Linked DNA regions of Homo sapiens: region 2 is linked to region 1. The links are chromatin contacts, found by Hi-C or POLR2A ChIA-PET in ENCODE. All regions are on one chromosome and are shown on one strand. Each heading gives the region's core, a stretch centred on a gene start or an enhancer-like site at or near the end of the contact. The rest is flanking DNA. Distances are from core to core; before and after follow the strand shown. Region 1 holds the start of CTNNAL1 (catenin alpha like 1). Region 2 holds the start of HSDL2 (hydroxysteroid dehydrogenase like 2).

Region 1 (3,943 bases), core at 1,000-3,499:
TACAGATGGGGGGGCTCTGGAGGCTCTGAAAAGTTTTTGGTGATATTCCCCTAAGTTTATACCACAAAATGATGGAGCCAGAATTTAGTTGCAGAACTTCTGACTCCAAGTCCAGAGTTCTTTACTAGACATCTGGTTTCTTACTAGCTTTTTGCTAGCTTTTTATTTTACAGTGAAAAGTATGGAAGCAAATCCTGATAATTTTGGCTTATTATCAAATATCATTTATTTTTTATTGCAGAGACCCAGCAGATGTAACTCTCATTGTAGCCATCCCAAAGAAAACCCTTCTTTGCCCTTTGCAGTGCCACTTATTTAGGTAACTGAAGTGTATTTCCAGTACAATTTGATTTTGAACTAAGATTTGATATAGAGTTGTAATTGCTTACATAACTCTTTGAAAATGTATCATCCCTGGGTTCTCAGGTGAAGGAGGCAATTCAAAAGTAAAAAAGAATATTCGAATACAATAAATACCCTCTGTTCTCACACAAATGCTGTTTCTTAGCTAACTTGCTTTGACAACCTACTGATGTAACTTCTTTATTAATGTGAAATATTTATATTTTGAAATAAAATTACTAGTGTTGAATGAATCATGTGGTAAACTTAATCTCCTGTGTGTTGAAAAACTTGATCTTTTGTGAAGCCAAAGTTTCATGAATCCATCCGTCTCTTAGGCCTTCTGTTATGCCATTTCCTCCGGCACCATTGTGTACACTGAATTCTTAGGAGATACTGTCAACTTCGTAAGGGAAGGTGTGTCCAGGAAGTGGACACTGGGCGCCTTAAAGAGGTCAAGGGCCCTCAGTGCACAGGGGAAGGTGGCCTTGTGATAGGTAAGGAAGTGGTGAGATGGTTGGCTGAGAAGAATTGGAAGAAAAAGTTGGATTGAGGACCTGTCCTTTTTGAATGAAGAAAAAGAAGCTGAAGCTTGGCTATCTTCAATACCAAAGACAGCTGTGCAGCACTGGTAGATTGATGAAGCTGAAGCTACAGGTTGAAGCACTGTGAAGCGCCTTTCAACGGTGCTTGGGAAAGAGCTTTCTTATGCCTCAGGTTGATGTACCCAGCTCATCAATCTGGTGTTATGGAAGAAGAAATGATCCAGGCCAAGGTGTCCGGGTGGACTGGCCAGCCTCAGATTCTTTTTTACTCTGACAGGTTCTCACTGGCAGATATGGTAGTTGACAAAACATTTTTTCATGCTTCTCAGTCTGTTGCTTAAGTCTGGAATTCCTTCACGGCGTGCATACTGCTGACAACCTCCTTTTGGCCTTGCTCCTGGAGACCTTAGAATAGGAGTCTTCAGCTCCCCGCCCCCATCGTGGGGCTCTGTGCGAGCTCAGAGTTGTGCTTACAGAACTGATTCTTACCCTTCCCCTCAAGTGAGTTGTCAGAAATACACACTTGGTGTTTTCATGCAATGAACAGTTATGAAGAAACTGCTCTGTGCCTGGCACTAGGAAAAAACTTCGAAAAATAGTTTTAAGAAGTAGTGTTGAACAGTAGATGAGGCTTTTTCATGTTTCTTTTAAATTTCTTTTGAATAAGTCTAAACAGTAGTGTGAAAGATATACTGACTTCCTGCCGAATACCCAGATACTCCATTAATGATTGCATTATCAAATGTTTCCCCTTCAATCCAGCTCAAAGTGTTTGTGAGAAATACATGGTGAAAGAATGAGCAGGGTGGAGTGGAAATTGGACCTTCCGGAGAAGCCCCAGGAAGACATTACCACTGGAATTCCCGTCCCAGGGGAAAGGCCCCTCCCAACAGACTTGATTCTGGTTTTGGTCTACCAGTTTCAACCCCAGCACAGCTTCCAGAAGTCTTTGCGGGAATTCAGAGCTGATTTAGGACGAGTCACCTATCGAGAGGACGGGAAGCTTTGCTGGGGACGCTTGTCTGTCCAAGTAAGAGGAGGCCATGTGGCTGTGTGACAGATGTGTTTTGTTTCTCCTCGCCACCCTGGCGAGAAGGTGCCTGGAACCCATGGAAGGGGTCTGAGAAGAGATAAGGGCGGGGCCATGTGGGGGCGGGACCCGGCTTAGGGGGTGGGGTTGCAGGGAGCCCACACCAGGCTGGACTGCGCGGGCGGGGCAGAGGCCGGGGGTGGGCGGGGACATACGGTGACGGGCGTCGGGGACGCAGGGTTGGCGGCGGAGCCCTGGGGGGGCGGGCCCCTGGGGGCGGGGTCTCGGTTGGCGCGAGTGTCCTGTCGCCGCCGCCTCGGGCGGGTGGGCTGACTGGCGGCAGGCTCGCCGCGGCGCGGAGTCCCGGCTGCGGGATAGACCGAGGGCCATGGCCGCCTCTCCCGGACCCGCCGGCGTTGGCGGCGCCGGAGCAGTCTACGGCTCCGGCTCTTCGGGCTTCGCCCTCGACTCGGGACTGGAGATCAAAACTCGCTCGGTGGAGCAGACGCTACTCCCGCTGGTTTCTCAGGTAAAGTGGCGCCTGGCGCGGCCCCTCTTCTCCTTCCCGCCGCGGCCCGCGATGGCGGCCGCCGCTCGCACGACCGGACGGGAGGCAGCCGCTGCCCCACTTTCCGCGCCGGCACTGCGGCGTTCTTGTCGGACCGCCTGTGTGGGGCTCCGGGACGGGCCTCGGCCCGGGCGGCGAGAGACTGGATAATCCAAACTCCGGCGGCAGGGTTGAGTGGACTCGGCAGCAGGGGAGGCTGCGGGGCGGGGGTGCCGGCCTGGGCCTTTGCCCCCAGTACCTGCCTCGGGTCTGCGGCTCCCGGGTGCCCCCGGCCGGGCGATGCCCCCTCCGCGGGGCGAGTGGTTGAGCCCAGCTCCCGAGGCAGAGAGGACCCCCGCGGGGCCCCTCGCTGGTACTTAGGGCCCTCCACGATAACCGACTTTGTCACCAGTTCGCAGCCTGGTCCCGAGCCCGGCTCCTCCGCCTGGGGTATTCCTCCCGGCCTCCCCGCCCAGCGTGCGCTCCCTGATCCTTTGTCCCTCCCCGCCGTAGGTCAGTTCGCTGGCCTCCCATTCATCCCGGCCACCCTACCCCTTCCCCTGAACCTGCTGCTGCTCACTTCTGCCCGCTTCTGTCCGGCCTCGTGGAAGAGTGACGTGGAGACTGTATGACAGTTAATCCAGATGCACACCGTTTTGCCAAGTCCCGTTTGGGATGTGTGCGTTACTGTATTTGCCAATCAGCTAACCGACGCCCTGAGTTTTAGGAAAGTTTTTGTTTCTCTGAGCTGGGTTATATGCAGCTTCAGGGCTAGAATTCCTCACTTAGGTCTGTGGTAAGATGCCAAGCACTGTGGGGAGTGAATTCTGTGCCTTCGGGAGCGCGTTGGCGATGTGTGACTCACATCTAGGTTGTAACCACTTCGTGACTCATACTAGGATTACCAAGATTTTAGAGGTAGAAGAAATCTTAAAGATTATCTGACTAAAAATTCTTTCTTTAGCATCCTTGACACCTGGCCACCAGTACCCTGCTTAAACATGTTCAGTGAAGGGGAGCCTGTAGCTGTTGCATAGAATTCTAAATGCTATTATCTCTTCTCCTGCCCAGCCCTGCGCATATTTGAAAACAGCAGTTACACATGTCCCTGGATTCCTGTTATGCTGGTTAAATAAACATCCCTATTTTCTTCACCTTCGCATGGCTAACGGAGCAGTGATGAATATATCTGACACTCTCCTTCCCTTTTCCTGTGTCTCATTGAGGCTCTGACCAGTGGGAAGGGGCACTGGGATCCCTCAGTAATGTCAGACCCTCCGCTCCTCGCCTATCTCCACTAGCACAACACAACCAAAACGAGAAACACTGGAGCAGTTTTAAGAGGCAGAGAGATAAGAGAGTGATGGAGTTCAAGTTGATAGTATTTTATCCATTTTTTAAATAACACCTATGTAATGCTTACTATGTGGTAGGCCAGGTTCTAAGCACTTTGTAAATATTAACTCATTAATTCTCATA
Region 2 (3,618 bases), core at 525-3,024, 3.4 Mb before region 1:
ATAAATACAAGTATAATTATGGAAGCAAAAAAAGAGTATCCAAAAAACTGGAAACAGTCTAGTATCCAACAATAGGGAACAGGTTAAATAAACAAAGGTATATTCATATACAGGTTGAGCAAACCAAATCTGAAAATCTGAAATCCGAACACGTCTGGAACCAAGCATTTTGGATAATGGATACTCAAGCTGTTACAGAATATTATGCAACCATTAAAAAGGAGGAGGGGCCAGGCGCAGTGGCTTACGCCTGTAATCCCAGCACTTTGGGAGGCCGAGGCAGACGGATCACGAGGTCATGAGATTGAGACCATCCTGGCTAACATGGTGAAACCCCGTCTGTACTAAAAATACAAAAAAATCAACAGGGCGTGGTGGCACGCGCCTGAAGTCCCAGCTACTCGGGAGGCTGAGGCAGGAGAATTGCGGGAGGCGGAGGCTGCAGTGAGCCGAGATCATGCCACTGCACTCCAGACTGGAAGACAGAGCGAGACTCCATCTCAAAAGAAAAAAAAAGGAGGCGGAAGATCTGCCATGTACTAAAAATGTATGTCCCTGGGCACAGCGGTGCATGCCTGTAATCCTAAATACTCCAGAGGCTAAGAAGGGAGGAACATCAGCCTGGGAGTTCAAGGCTACAGGCCAGTCTGGGCAACATGGGAGACCCCGTCTTTAAAAAAAACAAAGAAAGAATGTCCCAAGACATACCAACTAAAAGTAGCAAGACCAAGAATAGAGTCTGCTGCTATTTTTAAGAAAGGGTATGTGTGTGTGTGTGTGTGTGTGTGTGTGTATCCGGATGTATACAAATTATGTTCATACATGCACGAAATAGAAACGTAAGTAACTGGGGAACTAGATTTTAGGGATGGGGAGACTCACTTTTTACCCTATACTCTTTGAACTGTTTTAAGTCTTTGGCTATATGCCTGCATGTTTCAGGCAAATTACAAAATCTGACAACACGTCACTCAACTCAAGATACCCAGACCTTACATAAACCAGAAAGTAGAATGGTGGTTGCCAATGTACGAGCGGAGGTGGGGAAGAGGAGTTGTTTCATGGATAGAGTTTCAGCTTGCAGATGAAAAAAGTTCTGGAGATTGACTGCACAACGATATGAATCTACTTAACACTACTGAAGTGTACACTTAAAAAACGGTTAAGATGGCAGATTTTGTACGTATTTTAACACAATTTTTTAAGGTGAAAAAAAAATCCCCCAAAGATACCCATGTTTTAAGATCGGTTTAGTTTCTAATTTGGAAATCATTTTTTAAACACTCCATTATTACTCTAGAATTGAGCGTCAGGAACAAGTGAAAACTCTTTAAACTCTGGAGCTGCTCCTGCGACCTTTCACCTAGAACTCACACGCATTCGGCCAGGCACGCACTCCTGCTAAACTCAGGGAGGGCCGGCACTGGGGGCGGCGTGGTGACTCCCCCTCGGCCCTTTACCCGTGGAAAAGGTTTCTACACTGCTGCCATCCTGTAATACAAAAGTTTGTGTTCCTTTTCACACGTTACCGCAGATTCTCGGTGCACAGTGCCCAGCGCGGACCAGAGCTCAGAGCGTGCCCAGGCAGTATCCTTGACCTCCCACAGCCGGGCCGGCCAGCCCGGGCGATCCGCGGCGGCCCCACCGAGACGCGCCCTTCGCCCGACAGGGTCTCTCCCCGCGCCGCCCCTACCCCCTTACCCGGTGTTGGGTAACATGACTTTCGTAGATCAGAGGAGGTGGCGGCGACAGCGGCGGCGGCGAGCAGAGAGCTAAAGCTGGACCGTCCCTCCGCATTTATCCCCGCCCCTGCCCCGCCCCTGCCCCCCCCGATGCCTGTGCGGGAACTGCGCGCGGAAAAGCCGGGATCGCCGAGTGCGCCTGCGTATGCAGTGGGCCTCCTGCGCCCAGCGTTCCTCTTCGTCGCCTCCCAAGCCTGGTCCCTGATTGCAGGCTCTCCGCGCAGGCGCTTTGAGGCACAGCTCCGCCCCGCCCCCTCACTGGTCGTACGGTGACAATCAGGCTCCTGTCGGCGCCTAGCGTCTGGGCAGCGTCAGCCGCTACGTCCACCTTTTCCCTGTCTCTAGGGGTTTCTCCTCGCGCCGCTGTGTTCCAGCGCCGGCTCCGAGCTGGGAGGGTGACTGAGCCCTGAGCTTGGGCCCTCCGAGAGGTGCGTTAGCTCTGGGTCTTCTTGCCCCTACGCCCGAGCCTGGCGTTCTCTCGGCCCCCTCTTAGGAACGCTAGCCCTGGGCAGAAATTGCCTTTGTGGCTGAAGTCGGCCAGCGTCGCGTTTCCACTCTCCCGCCGAATCTGGACCCAAGCCAGCCTTCCCTTGTGCATCGGTAGATAGCTTGTGTTAAGGCGCCAGCTTCTTGGAACAGAGCTCTCTGCAAAAGTCGCGCTGAAGAATTCATAGTCAAAAGCTGAACTTGCAGAAGTTTCTACTTCTGGAATGAGTGTTGAAATGAGATCAATTCTGACATTCAGTTTCGCTTTTGGGATTATGCCTTGGACTAACTCAGCTACTCTGATGAGCTAAAGACTGTAGTATATTTGAAGGAAGACACGAGGAACTGTTTTGTATTTTGTAGGGATAGAACAGGACCTTGAGGAGATTATTATATGAAGACTAGTTAAAGAAACTAGCCTGGAGATGGCTTATGTACTCTCTCCTTTGTTTTTGTTTTGTTTTTTGAGACGGAGTCTCGCTGTCGCCCACGCTGAAGTGCAGTGGCGCGGATCTCGGCTCATTGTAACCTCCGCCTCCCGGGTTCAAGTGATTCTCCTCCCTCAGCCTCCGGAGTAGCTGGGACTACAGGCATGCATCACCACGCCTGGCTAATTTTTTTGTGTTTTTAGTAGAGACGGGGTTTCGCCATGTTGGGCTGGCTGGTCTCGAGCTCCTGACCTCAAATGATTGGCCCGCCTCGGCCTTCCAAAGTGCTGGGATTACAGGCGTGAGCCTCCGCGCCCGGCCTCTCTCCCCTTTGTTATGGGCCCTAAATGACTCTATTTCCTCCTGCATATCACCTGCCCGACTCCTGTAGGCATTTGAATTGATGATTCATGATACGGTCTTTAGAGGCTCCAGAGGAATTTGCAAATTATTATCATCCACTAAGTGATTGCTGATTACCTGAGATACAGCAGCTCAAAAAGGACAAGGTCTCTGCCTATGGGAGGTATGAGTAGCCAGTGTGTTCTTTAGACTGTTGTTAAGCATTAGGTGTTTTAAGAAGAGTGTTGATAGAGACTGTTAGATGAAAATAACTTACTCTCCTCTCATCCTTAGGAGCACTTGCTGAAGCGTGTATATATCTGTCGAATAGAGTGAATTCTTAGTAACGGGGTGACATTTCCTTCATATCATCTAAAATGTTCTCTCCTTTTTGAAAGCCACAATATCTTCAGTCTGTTAGAGCCTCCTTTCTTGAATTTGTGTGCTTCTATTTCCATTTGTTACGGAAAGAGAGCTCAACGAAGAGGCAAAGCAAACAAAAAACCTTTGCCAATTTTTCAGTCATAACGATATTTTGTGAGCCTAAATACCTGTACTTACACTATTTTTATACTTTGCGATGGCTTTCACAGAAGGCAAATATATTCCTAAATTATTAG

Evidence for each region. A loop is a pair of places that touch in the nucleus more often than their neighbours do. ChIA-PET counts read pairs that join two places held with the same protein, here RNA polymerase II (POLR2A). Pooled maps may share reads with other maps.
Region 2: a loop to region 1 is called in a pooled map, with 9 times the contacts of the local background. The contact joins the promoter of HSDL2 here to the promoter of CTNNAL1 in region 1. A Hi-C loop is called at or near these places in 1 of 37 single-sample maps with no recorded cell type and 5 of 50 pooled maps. POLR2A ChIA-PET finds 5 or more read pairs at or near these places in 1 of 52 experiments (activated CD4-positive, alpha-beta T cell).

The regions. Positions count from the first base shown.
Region 1 is chr9:109,011,805-109,015,747 of GRCh38, reverse strand. It overlaps CTNNAL1 (catenin alpha like 1), which reads left to right and starts at 2,249. Exons shown (of 19, transcript NM_003798.4): 1 at 2,249-2,446. The coding sequence starts at 2,306. TMEM245 (transmembrane protein 245) reads left to right here. Exons shown (of 18, transcript NM_032012.4): 18 at 1-613. RefSeq lists a silencer at 2,007-2,896 and an enhancer at 2,558-3,061.
Region 2 is chr9:112,378,264-112,381,881 of GRCh38, reverse strand. It overlaps HSDL2 (hydroxysteroid dehydrogenase like 2), which reads right to left and starts at 1,774. Exons shown (of 11, transcript NM_032303.5): 1 at 1,702-1,774. The coding sequence starts at 1,718. It also overlaps a transcript of PTBP3 not described here. RefSeq lists a silencer at 1,571-1,820 and enhancers at 2,041-2,160, 1,592-2,191, 2,191-2,440, 2,541-2,590.